Regions from separate parts of the Homo sapiens genome. Here region 2 is linked to region 1. Evidence: read pairs that join two places in POLR2A ChIA-PET (ENCODE). Cell type or tissue: GM12878. All regions are shown on one strand. Links, peaks and the distances in the headings refer to the core of each region. The heading gives the core; the rest is flanking DNA.

Region 1 (6,875 bases), core at 2,464-4,963:
CAATGTGCTCTTTTAGTTTTGGCATCTGTGGATGGCTTAAGTGTTAGCTCAGTGGAGGGTCAGTGTGACAGCCTGTTGCATCTGCACCCTGGTCCTTGTCTGGCATCCAGCAGGAATCAGGTTGCACAAATGAATTGAAGATAATAAATGTGGAGGATTTTATTGCCAATTAAAGTGGCTCTCAGTGGGATGGGGAGCTGGAAAGGGGATTGAGTGGGAAGGTAGTCTTCCCCTGGAGTTCGGCCATCTCCGGCCGAACTCTTCTCCGAGGTCCCACTGCCAAGCCATCCCTGTGAAATCAAGTTGCTTCTCTTGGACATTCAGCTCCTTCTCTTCTCTCCTTTCCTGCCACTCTGCCACTCCACCTCTCTGCCCTGCTCCTCTGCCAGTGGAGCCTGGGGTTTTTATGGCTACAGGATGGGAGGTGGGGCAGACCAGGTTAGTTTTGGAAAAGGCAAAATTTGGGCAGGAAAACAGGAATGCATGTTCTCACTTTGGGCCACGCATCCAGGCTTGAGGGTAGGGCTTCACCGGGGGGCCCCACCCTTTTCTGCCTAGTATTTCCCTGCCTCCTGTCCATATCATAAGGAGACAGTAGCCATGAAGGTAAATTCTGTGGGATGTATTGTACAAAATTTACCTTCCTAGAACTGCAGAACTAACTCCTCTTGGCTTGCCAGGATGAGAAAAAGCCCCTTTCTTGTTTGTTTGTCCATCATTCTCCTCCTCCAAGTCTGCTTTTCACTCTTCCACCCCTAGGCTAACTCAAACCCTGCAGGAGGTTGCTGGGAATTCTGCCTGAAGACTGTCAACCCTCCCTGAGAGCAAGAAGTTCAGTGGACAAGGCCATCATTTTGAAAATGGCCTTGCAGCCACCATCTTGATCAGGGGAGGACCAGACCAAAGCAGGGTCCAAACTATAAGAAGCAGGTATCAGAACCTGAAACAGTTGAAATGAACAGAAGAGGTTTAGTTATATACCACAACGTGCTTCCTTTTAGAAAACTTGGTAGTATTGGCTGGGTGGGGTGGCTCACACCCGTAATCCCAGCCCTTTGGGAGGCCAAGGCAGGCAGGTACGAACGAGGTCAAGAGATTGAGACCAGCCTGGACAACATGGTGAAACCTCGTCTCTACTAAAAGTACAAAAATTAGCTGGGCATGATGGTGCCTGCCTGTAGTCCCAGCTACTCGGGAGGCTGAGTAGGAGAATCACTTGAATCCGGGAGGTGGAGGTTGCAGTGAACCGAGATCACGCCACTGCATTCCAGCCTGGCAACAGAACGAGACTCCGTCTCAAAAAAAAAAAAAAAGAAAAAAGAAAAGAAAAGAAAAGAAAAAAGAAAACTTGGTAGAATTAGGGCTAACATGTAGGGGTCTGAATCACCAAGAGAGCCAGTGTCTGTAAGAGGGAGAAAAGGTCCCCTGCTGCCAAGGACCTCTGGATAACAGGCACTGTGTCAGGCAGGAGGTGGGGTAAGGCAAGTTCTGTCCCTACCCCTTCTTATTAGCTGTGTGAATTGGGACAAGTCACTTTCCTTCTTTGAGTCTCATCTAAGAATCTCTGCCACATGGGTTTTCTGAATTATATGAGGTAATGCAGGTAAAATTGCCAAACATACAGCAGGTGCTTACTAAATGTTTATCAAGTCTGAGTATAAACACACTATCAATCTTGCTCTGTACAGCGAGGGCATCTGAAGCCCTCTGATTTGAGTGGCCATCAGCAGACACCAGTCAGCCCACCCAACCCAAGCCCATGGAATCCCTGGCAGCCAGGGCAGTTTTCAGGCTGCCTGTTTATTCTTCTAGCTCCCTGAGATGCCACAGCAAGCAGGAGCCCTGCTGGTGCATCCTCAGGGTCACCAGGGGACAGGCCCAGACGGATGTCAGAGCAGACTGCCTTGGCGAATTATTTAGCACCCTCCTCTGAGGGGGCCAGGCATGCACCTCACAGCCGGCTCCACACACCACAGGGCGAGGTAGCAGCCTCTGACTCATCCGTCAGGCACCACATTCCTCTTCCCTTAAATGGAGCACACAGAGCCCTGCTGGGGGGCGGGGGGCTGGCAGCGTCCTCTCTGCTCAACTCATCACAGCTGGGGCAGCTGTGGAAGGAAGGGCTGTTAGGAGCGTGGCCAAAACAGAGATACACAGAGGAGGTTCAGCTCGCTGGGATGAGGGGAGACATATTCTGCAATAAGAAACACCAGGAATGAAAGAAAGTTACAGTCAGCCAGTGGCCGGAGATAGCTGCCCAGGGAACATGGAGATGCTTCCCGGAGGGATCCTTTGGCAGAGCCAAATCTGAGCCACCAGGTGCTATCCACAGACATTCCGAAGGCCTGTAATCCTGTAATCCTTTGGGACTCTCTAAGATAATTGCTATCAGGCACTCCCAGCCACAGGGACAGGGGAGGGGAGGTGATTTATAAGCCAGATTTATAGGTGACATTTACTGCAGACACAAATCTAATTCAACCCTCATAGCAACCCTTCAAGGTTATACCTATGGTTGCTTATCACAGATAAGAAAACTGAGGCTCAGAGAAATCAAAATAATTATTAAGTGTAAGCATCCGTCTAATTTCTGAATCGATTTCCTTTTTCTTTTATTTATTACTGTTCTTAAATTTTCCATGTAGGGCTTGGTGCTGTGGCTCATGCCTGTAATCCCAGTACATTGGGAGGCCAAGGCAGGTAGATTGCTTGAGCCCAGGAGTTTGAGACCAGCCTGGGCAACATGACAAAACCCCATCGCTACCAAAAAAAAAAAAAAAAAAAAAAAAAAAAATTAGCCCAGCATGTGACTATAGTCTCACCTACTTGGGAGGCTGAGACAGGAGGATCACTTGAGGCTGGGAGGTCGAGGCTGCAGGGAGCTGTGTTCACACCACGGCACTCCAGCCTGTGCGACAGAGACCCTGTCTCAAAAAATAAATAAAATTTTCATTTAGCCTGCTGAATCTGTTCTTTCCATTCCATCCTAGGATTGAGTCGAATGTGATATAAGGGACACCTGGGTTTGGCCAGTTACATGGGGAGGCCATGAGGTCACCAAGACATTGACCAGGCCAAGGAAAACAGTTGGAAGAACAGGTACTCCAGGTCTAATCAAGTTTCTTGTGCTTGTCAGTGAATGAAGGATTAAACAAGCTACAGCTCCTCTGCATAGCACCACCAATGATGGGAAATACTGAATATTTTATATATAGCTAATGCCTCTTTGCAGGCTAAATGGAGTTGGGCCTGAATGGAGCCCAAGGGATACTCTTCAAATTGAGGAAATATAGGAACTCTGCAGGACTCCCGGGATCCACAGAATTCTTTGCTTAAAGTCCCTGTGTGGGCTATGAAATGCCTCAGTGAATCGGTCCCATGGGGCCTACAGAATTAATTCCTCTCCTCTGGACAACTTAGTCACTTGCTTGGTAGGCCAGGTGCTTTCAGATCTCCCCCACAGCATGGAATGTCTGAGCCAGCGGTTCTCACAACATGATCCTGGACCAGCAGCCTCAGTATCACCAGGGAACTTGTTTAAAGTGTGGATTCTCAGGCCCTACCCAGACCTACAGAATCTGTAACTCTGAGCATGGAGTCTGGTCATTTGAGTTTCCACAAGCTCTCCAGGGGATTAGGCACACAGGTTTCATTTGGAGAACCAATGGTCTAAATAATCCCCAACAACTTCTTTTTATGGCCAAGAAGAGGAAGGGGTGAGCAATGGCAGAGGCTAGAGGAGCCTCTGAGGGTCCAGGATGGCCAGTTGGTGGCATGGAGCTGGAATTTGGCCCACATAAGCATACTATTGGGTCTACACCAGAGGTCGAGAAACTTTGTAAAGGACCAAGTGGTATATATGTTAGGTTCTGAAGGCCACTTAGTCTCTGTCACAACTACTCAACTCTGCTGTCATAGAATGCAAGCTGTCACAGACAGTATACAAACAAATGGGCATTGCTATATTTCAATAAAACTTTATCAAAACAGGCACCTACAAGTTGTAGTTTCCCAACTCTCTACCTATACAATGGCTCCTCTTAACAACAACATCTGGATACGCTGAGCTCAAGCTCCTAGGAGGCAGCCACCAGCTGGAGCTGACTGATACAGCCCTCTTTTAGTGGGGACACATTCTACACTTTTCCACAGTCCCCAGTTCTTCTCTCTGAAACACCAGGGCGGAGAGTCAGCTCACATTTATTATCCTGCTCGTTTCTCTTATTCATCTACTTATATTGACATAAATGCATGTGTGCATACACATACATGTATATATGTAAGTAACATGGTTATGTACTTATGTGTGCATGCATGCATATTTTAACACCTACCAGCTTTTCAGTATTTTATACTATATGAATCCCCACCCCCTCATCTCAATTGTCTCTAAAGTGCTCCAATACCACCATGGTATGAAGCCTGGTTTAGAATTCAGGGATGAGGGCCACAGCTCTTGATCTGTCCTTGACTTTGCAACTTGAGCAAGACCTTGACCATCTCAGAGGCTGTTTCTTCCTGTGTCCTGCTGCAGAAATCATCCCTCTTCTGCTTCCTTCACAGGAATGCTGTGAGAGCACGTCAGCAGTACTGTCTGGGAAGGCAACACAAAAGGGCCTGATTGTCGGCAGCCCCAATCATGCCTTCAGCGTTGGCCAAAGCAAGGGAAAATGTTTTATTTTGTTTTGTTTCCCTACAAAACAAAACCCACCAGGTATCTAAACATGTCCTGAAATTAAAATGGATAATAGTCTACCACATCAGTCCTCTCATTCTCCACCTCATACCCTGCAAATGAGAGATCGTGGAGGAGAAATCCCTCCATGTATATTATTTCGCTCAGATTAGCTGAAGGGTTCTTTGGGAAGCTTGGGATGCCAAGTGTGCCTTCTAATTATCTTTTCTCTTTTTTGCAAGCAGCTTAAGGGATCAGAGGTCTTATTTGGAGCCTTCCACCTTCATCCCGCTTTTCTTTCCTCTTCTTCTGTCCCCACACTACCGCAAATAAATAAATAATGTGCACATAATAATAATGATCTTTTTCTGAAAGAAGGAAAAGGGCATATTTAATGTCACCTTCTTAGCAGTCTAGCTAGAACCTTGCATTTTAACTTACATTTCATGAACTAAGCGCAGCATATCCAACTGCACATTTTCCTTAGGAGTGTTTCCATGAAGGAAATTCCTTCACCTAATCACTTCCCAACCCCCTTTCTTCAACTTATACCCTCTTTCCCACCCTGTCTACCCTAGAAAAGGTATTTTAAAAGAAAATACATAAATCTTCAGCTTATCTGGGTGGTATGCTCCGCAAATAATCACAAAGATTGTTTGACTGGTTACACAAGTTAATTTTCCATTTACAGTATAGAGCAACAATGTATTCTACAATAAAACTAGCCAACCCTGAGAGTCCACTTCAGTGGACGACTTGGCCAGGGGCCAAGATTCCCAGATTCTTTGGCTTCTACTGCTCCTCCCCCTACACTCACATTGGGCCATCATTGCTTTACAGCTGCTTCTCTTTGGGTACACTTCACCCACTCCAGTTCCTGTGTGTCTAAGACAGTGAGCATCAGTCTGTGAATGGCAATCTGTGCACCCTGCCAGCATTAATGATGGGGCCAAGAGTGTACCTGGTCATCTGTAAGAGGAGCACAGTCTGACTGAGATATTTACAAAAGGAAAGAGAAGCACTGCTGAAAGAAGATAACTATTTACTGAGCACTTACTATATCCTAGTCATCCCAAGACAGAGAATAATTGTTTCTATCTGAGAGATGAGAAACAGGAGGCCTAAGAGTTTAGGTGATGGCCCCAAAGAAAAACAGAAAGTGAGAGAGCAGGGATTTGGACTTAGGTCTGTCTTATACCAAAACCTGTGGCTTTTAAATACAACCATGTACTGAGAGTGGGAATATGAAGTGCATGTGTGCAAAAACTCTAAAAACAGGAATGTCATCCCTTGAAGACAGCTTTTTAAAAAATTGTCTGTGGACAGTAGAAAACAGAAAGTTTCAATGATGTACCCATTTCTTTATTGGGCCTAGAACAGCATTTCTCAACCTTGACATTATAGACAATTCATGCCAATTTCTTTGTTGTTGGAGGCTGTGCCATGTATTGCATGGTGTTCAGCAGTACCCATGACCTATATCCATGAGATGCCACTGGTCACCCTTTCCCCAGTCGTGAAAACCAAATATATCTCCAGAAATTGCCAAATATTCTTGACGGACAAAATTGCCCCCCTTGGGAACCAGTGGTCTAGAATCATTTTAGAAATCCTATCTTGTCACATGCTACTTTGGGGTTCATATAAGGTAGAGGATGAGAACACAGATTCTGGTATCAGTCATACCTGGGTAGAAATCTCAGCTCTGTCACTTACTAGCTGTGTGAATTATTCAACCTCTTTGAGGCTTTCAGTGTAAAATGGGGACAGATAATAGTATTCTGAGGATTAAAGGAGATTATGCAGATGAAGCCCTTAGCAGAGTGCCTGACACATAGTAATAGTGCTATAATAATGTCAGTTATGATTATTAAGAAAAACGATGTTAGAAGATGACAGATTTAATCACTTCATCTCAGAGATGAGTAAACTGAGGCTCAGAAACAAGAAGACTAATTTTGGTTAGGACCCAGTCTACTTGTCCAAGAAATATACATATTTGATCACTGTTCTCAATGCCCTGTCTCATTTTACCCCAATAAAATGGTATCTGTGAGCCTCCTAGTATGTTATTTCTGTACTACCCATGCTCTTTCATGTCATAATTGTTAGTATTCCAATTTGTGGCAGCCAAATTATGGAATAGGAAAAGTTGCATCTTTCAGGGAAGACCCATCACCTGTTTGATGCCATGACGAAT
Region 2 (6,875 bases), core at 2,311-4,810, 130 kb before region 1:
CCCCTAGATGGGACTGTCTAGTTGCAGGAAAACAAGCTCAGGTCTCCCACTGACTCTACCTTAAAGTGAGTTGTGTAATTATTTCAGTATATATTACAATGTAGTAATAATAGAAATAAAGTACATAATAAATGTAATGCACTTGAACCATCCCAAAGCCATCCCCACCCCCTGGCCCCAGTCTGTGGAAAAATTATCTTCCATAAAACCGGTCCCTGGTGCCAAAAAGGTTGGGGACTGCCTCTATAAAGGATAACTTTTGGTCAACTGAAAAAAAAATGGAACATGGGCAATAGATAAAAGTATTATGCTAAATTTACTGTGGTCAATTAATAATGGTGATAATGTGGGAGAAGATCTTTACTCTTGGGAAATATATATGGAAGGATATGGTGGTAAATGGCCCAGATGGATGCAATTTGCTCTCAAATGGTTTATAAATAAAATGTGTGTGTGTGTGCGTGTGTGTGCATGCATGTGAACATGAAAGAACAAATGTGGCAAAAGGTTAACAATGGATCAATCTACGTAAAGAGTACATTACAGGTGTTGTTTGTTCTATTTTTATAACTTTTTTTAAGTCTGAAATTATTTCCAAATAAAAAGTTTCTTTAACATTAGAATATATTCATCTGATATGATGGTTTTTAATTCTGAAGGAAATTTGGAAACATCTGGACACATTTTTGGTTGTCACTATTAGGATGGGATTCTCCTGGCGTCTAGTAGGTAGAGGCCAGAGATGTTGCTAAACATCCTACAGTGTGAAGGATGGCTTCCTTGCCTCCACACAGAATTTTCCAAACCAAACTGTCAACAGTCTCAGAAGAAACCCTGATAAAATGGAATATTACACAATAATGAGAACGAATAACTACACCCAAGAACATGGATGTATCTCATAGAAAATGCTTGGACATGCAAAAAGAATATGTGCTGTATGATTCCATTTATATGAAGTTCAAGAACAGGCTGAGGCTATCTATAGTGATACAGGTCAGGGCAGTGGGAGGAGGGGGTATGAAGAAGGCTTCTAGGGCACTGCAATTGTTCTATAACTAAATCTGGATGGTGGCTGTAAAACAATACACATGTGTAAAAATTCACTGAGATGTAGTTTTAATATTGGTTTGCTTTATTCTGTGTAAATTATATCTCAATAAAATGGAGTAAAAGTAAAGCAACGTTTGGCCAGGTGTGGTGGCTCATGCCTGTAATCCCAGCACTTTGGGAGGCCAAGGAGGGTGGACTGCTTGAGCTCAGGAGTTCAAGACAAACCTGGGCAACATGGTGAAACCCTGTCTCTACTAAAAATACAAAAATTAGCTGGGCATGGTGGTGCGTGCCTGTAGTCCCAGCTACTTGGGAGACTGAGGTGGCAGTATCACCTGAGCCCAGGAGGTGGAGGCTGCAGTGAGCCGAGATTGTGCAACTGTGCTCCAGCCTGGGCAACAGAGCGAGCCCCTGTCTCCAAAAAATAAACAAATAAATAAATAAAAAATAAAACAATGTTTGTTAAAGGGTCAAATTTTAACATTGGATATGCCTATAAAGAAATTAATCAGCTAAATATCATATACTCCAGTAATTTTTTGTTTCAATTTCGTTCCTGGGATAACTGTCAGGGCAATAGCAGCTGGGGCCTCCAATCGCTTGCTTACTCTGCTGCTTATCTCTTACATACAAATCATAAAAGCCGATTTACAACAGCCTAATCACTTCCAGAGCCTCCCCAATATGAAAGCAGAGAGGAGAGGATAACAACCTAAGATGATGAATGAGTGGTTTGAGTGGATGAACTCTAGTAAGAAAGGAAAGAAAACATCTTCAAACTCATGTCTAGAAACAAAAGGTGGACACAATGATCTTTGCAGGGCTTTCCAACCTAGCTCTTGAGTAGAATTAGGGTCAGCATAAATAACTTAGCAAATACTATTAATTCCCCAGCATGCTGTTTTCCCGAACCTGTCTTTCATAAGCCCAGAAGTGAAATGTTTTTGAGAGCATCCTGCTTGTGAACAGATTCCTATTTCCGTGAGGAGGTGACCTCGAAGAAGAGCAGCTTCTATTCTGCTGGGAGGTGTACTGCCTTCTGGTATCAGGCTTCTGCATCCCGGGAAAGCTCGGGATAACCTGAGGCACCCCCTTGAAAAACAAAAGAGCTTGATCAGAGCAGGAGGGTCCTGTTGCACAAGCCCAGCATCTACTATCAGTTTCACCTAAATGTAAGCCATTCATTCCCCTGGACTATGTGTGGGTGGGACTGGAAATACTACCTGCTCACTCTAGAGAGGAGAAATGCCTCTCTTCTGATTCATTAACTCAGATTTTCCTCCAGGGTCTTCTTGCATGCAGGGCATGAACAGAAAGGCCAATGTTGACCAAAGATGAGCAATAACTGTGTACTTGCCTCTAGAAAGGGTAGTTCTGTGGTTACTTTCATTACTGGCAAAATCTAGAATCCTTACGCAGACCTTAAGGCCCTACGTGACTTGGCTCTCTTCTCTTTCTCCAAGATAATCAACTAAACACTCCTCCTCGCTTAACTCTGCTTCAGCTGTGCTTACATTCCTCCCTGTCTCCCCAAACACAACAATAAGCTTATTCCAGCAGGCCTTGGAAAACTCTTCCCTTTGCATGCCTGACTTCTGTTTGTTAAAGTCCTCGTGTAGATGTCACCTCCTCAGCAGTGTCATTTCTGAACACTCCTTCTAAAGTAGCAAAGTTAGTTGTCTTCTGGCCAACCACTCACTATTGCACTTGACCCTTTTTTAAACTACTCACCCTGACTTATTAAGGTCATATGTAAGTTTGTAGCTGAATGAATCCCCTGGGAGCCAGGATCTTCTCCCTACTCTTCACTGTATTCTTGCAGAGCTAGCAGTGCCCAGTACCCTTTGGTGCTCAATACATACTCATGGAATAAACGTAAATGGATTCTCATGTTACCCACAGCTTGGAAAAAAGCAACCACCCTCCAACCTGGAGTGGGTCAGTGCTGTGATCCACATGGGTGGGATTCCAAACATCCAGAAAAAAATACCATGATCACACCTGTCAATCTCCATCTCTGGTGATTCATTATATAGCCCACCATCTGGGGTTTCTCCAATTTTAAAGTCAAAGTACACGTGATTTATAATGAGCTCCCTGCACTGCAGAAATGTTTTCTCCTTACTAATCACAGCTCTGTTGATGTGTTTAAATTAGCAGCTGATACTGTCCCCAAGATGGAACTGTACTGTCACAGGTCACACTCCAACTTGAGAAGCACTCCTTTCCCCTCTAACTACGAACAGAACTGGAGAGCTACTTTCTGGCTGGGTGACTTGGGGAAATTTGTAAACCTCTTGAGATGCATCAGTAAGATGGGCATAATGACAGGAAGTGAGTACTAAAGCTGTAGTGATGATTAGATGAGGAAAAATATATCTTTCCTTTTTAAGGTTCATCATGACTATGGTGCATCTGTGTAGTTGTTGTTTCATCTCTGTCTTCTTGACAGATCAGCAGCTCCAAGAGGGCAGAAACTGTGCTCCTGTTTGCTAGCCCTGACCTCATACCTGGTATTCAGTATGCAGGAAGAAGGTTTAGTAAGGCCTAAAATTCCCCAAGGAAAGAAAGCATGCCTCAAGACTGTGAATGCCCTCCAGACATTTACAACTCATACTGATGATTTAGCTCCCTTTCAGTAGGGTCTTTCCTATATTATTTATTATTTATGTGCTGGGGCAGAGACATGAAGAAAATGGAGCTGTTTAGAACAGGAGTTTGCAAACTGCAATGGCCAGTGAACCAAATCCAGCTCACCGCTCACTGCCTGTTTTTCTAAATAAAGTTGTATTGGAACACAACCACACCTATTCATTTGCATATTGTCGAGGGTTGCTTTCTGGAGTTGGGAGTTGTGACAGACTGTATGACCTGCAAAGACTCAAATATGTTACAGGCAAACAAATATCATTGAATGCATGATTGTATGGATTAATGAATTTGAGAAACAGGGCCTGATGCACTGATATCCACTTGAACGCCAGCCACTGTTGTAAATTATCTGTGCCTCCAAACCGTGGCTGGGATTCCTCCTCTACACAGACGAAGCTCAACTCTTCACTCCATTTGTCTGTGCTGAACACGACACAGTGTCAAAATAATGCAAATCAATAGAATCCAACCTAATGGGGCTCTAACATGCCCTTACTCTCCTGTAATAAACACATTTTTCTTTTCTTGTTGTTTAAGCCATGGGGTGTGTGTGTGTCTGTGTGTGCGTGCTCAAGCACATGTGTGATAGGGAGGTGGGAGCTGCAAGCTAAATTTGCCAGAGAACTCTGGCTGCAGCACATAGTCCAGGGCAGTATCAGTACCCCTACATCCTCTGGAGGATCTGGCAGAAGAATCCCACCTGATGGCAAGGAGACACAGATATCAGGTCATTTCCCTCTCAAGCAGAGCTCTGTTTTCTTAATTAACAGAGAGGGTTTTTCCCTGCCAAATAATGCAGGCTTTATGAGAGGTGCTCAGGGTGATGATAGAGTTAAACGCAGTGATTTATCCATATCCCAAGGGTCAGTGTGACTGGGAGCTACGCAAATGTCCATGCACCACAGGGGTGCAGGTTCCCTTAAGATCCTTGGCTGTGCTTCTACAAAGAGAGGTCAGCATCCAATTCAGCCTGTGGTTCTCTGTGGTTTAACTGCCAGCATGAAGGTGCATTTGGGGCATTCTATGGTACACTGGCATTTCTGTCTGAGAAATGTTTCCCTCTCTACAAATAGGAGGTCTCACAGAAACTGGCCTCTGCGAGAAAATCAATGTTCTTCAAAGAATGCTCAAGGTCTGATGGAACGGAAAGAAAATATTTGCTGGCTCCCCTCCCCCACATGTCTTTGTGGGCAAAATGTATGCATGCAAGTCCAGAAAGAAGAAAAAGACTAAGATTGAACGGCAGACTTTAGGCACATCTTTCTGTTCCTTATTTATTGTCCTGTCTTATCCCACTCCGCACCAGAAGACAGAGAGCTGTGTTTCTGCCAACTTCAAAGATACATTACCAGGCACGGTGGCTCACTCCTATAAGCCCAGCGCTTTGGGAAGCTGAGGTGGGAGGAGCTCCTGAGCCCAGGAGTATGAGACCAGCCCTGGAAACATACTAAGACCCCCTAACTACAAAAACAAAAAACAGAAAATTAGCCAGGCATAGTGGTGTGCACCTATAGTCCCAGCTACTGGGGAGGCTGAGGCAGTAGGATCACGGTTACAGTGAGCTATGATGACACCACTGCACTCCAGAGCCTTTCAAAAAATAACTTTTTTAAGCATTCATATTTCACATTTCTGTGCAGTAAAGGAAATAGTATCTATTCAACCATGTCCTCCAGACATTTACAACTTATACTGATGACGTAGCTCCCTTTCATTAGGGTCTTTCCTATATGATTTTTATTTTCTTTTTTGCTGAGATAGAAACATGGAGAAAATGGAATTGTTTAGAACAGCGGTTTGCAAACTACAGTGGCAATGGGCCAAATCCAGCTTACTGCCTGTTTTTGTAAATAAATTTGTATTCAAACACAACTACACCTATTCATTTGCATGTTGTTGGTGATTGCTTTCCAGATTTGGGGAGTTGTGACAGACTGTATGACCTGCAAAGCCTCAAATATTTACTTTCTGGCCCTTTATAGACACAGGTTGTCAACCTCTGGTTTAGCATGCTGCGGCAAGCCTGAACAGCCCCGAAGTCATGGGCGCTACACAGTTGAAGCCTCTCAGACCGTGCAAAAAGTGTCCCAAGGTACATATTTGTTTGTTTGAAGCATGTGTGGCGGTAGCTTGATCAGGTCCCTTGGGATCCTTTCTCCAACTAAGTCAATCGATTTCCTCAACATCCCGAACTTCAAATTGGCAACAGCTGGAGAGATACTGTCATCTGGGCAGTGGAGCTTAAACGCCACCACATGTTTCTTGGTGACAGGGCATGGAATGGCTCAAACAGAGTATGACAAAGAAGGCTGGGGGTGGGGACAGAAAGAGGAGAGTGGGACAATATGAATGCACTCGAAAGTGTGATCTGTGGACCAGCCACGATGCCATCCCTTGGGAGCTGGTTGCAGACTCTCAGGCCCTCACCGGACTTGCAGAATTCAAATCCACATTTGAACGAGATCCCTGGTGATTCTCATGTTCATGAGAGTTAGAGGAACACCAAGATGATGGGAGTTTCAAGGACGATTTTCTTTGCAACACAAGGGTGCTTCTACTCCAGGAAACAAGACCCTCACACTCTCAGAGACTCTAATTCAGGGTTTCCCAACCTCAGTACTACTGACATTTCGGGCTGGATAATTCTTTGTTTGGTGGGCTGTCCTGTGCACTTCAGGATGTTCAGCAGTATCTCTGGACTCTACCCACTAGATGCCAGTCACACATCCCTCTGGTTGTGACAGCCCCGAAATGTCTCCAAACAGTGCCAAATGTCCCTGGAGGGCAAAATCGCCCCCAACTGAGGACCGCTGCTCTAACAGATCCTGTCCTCCACCTGCTGCTTGACCATAGCCCAAGGGGAGCTCTGTTCCTGTCCACCCAGTTGTTGGAGTGAGTTAAACCTGCTCTACCCCATCCTGCAGACAGGAGCCTCGTCACGATGGGGGTTGCCGCTCCTTCTTTCTAGAGAAGGATTATCAGGGCTCTGCCTGGTTGGGTGTGGTATGTCCCCAAAACTGGGGAACTCTAAAAGTTATTTTCTCTCTAAACTCTTCTCAGAAAATTCACATTCCTTTCTCTCAGTGGCTATCAAGAACTCCCCAGTTAAGGCCTTTGCTGTCTAATTTTCCTGGCAGGTTTGAAGCTTTTGAAATCCTGAGTTTTTGATG

The links. ChIA-PET counts read pairs that join two places held together with the same protein. Peaks named below come from ENCODE experiments on the same cell type or tissue, not always from the same donor. Only the 100,000 strongest peaks of a DNase experiment are listed, where the experiment ranks them.
Region 2: POLR2A ChIA-PET joins it to region 1 with 6 read pairs; 2 of 35 experiments call an interaction of 5 or more read pairs at or near these places.

What each region holds. Positions count from the first base shown.
Region 1 is chr3:64,237,188-64,244,062 of GRCh38, forward strand. It overlaps a transcript of PRICKLE2 not described here. Among named protein-coding and RNA genes, the nearest start is that of PRICKLE2, 15 kb to the left of the region's middle. RefSeq lists an enhancer at 1,733-2,491. In GM12878, for the core only: no CTCF peak of the experiment used is centred there; no DNase peak of the experiment used is centred there.
Region 2 is chr3:64,102,509-64,109,383 of GRCh38, forward strand. The region is part of intron 7 of PRICKLE2 (prickle planar cell polarity protein 2); the gene reads right to left. It overlaps PRICKLE2-AS2 (PRICKLE2 antisense RNA 2), which reads left to right and starts at 962. Exons shown (of 4, transcript NR_046701.1): 1 at 962-996; 2 at 1,985-2,225; 3 at 3,211-3,387; 4 at 3,506-3,850. PRICKLE2-AS1 (PRICKLE2 antisense RNA 1) reads left to right here. Exons shown (of 3, transcript NR_045697.1): 3 at 1-623. In GM12878, for the core only: no CTCF peak of the experiment used is centred there; a DNase peak (open chromatin) is centred at 3,350.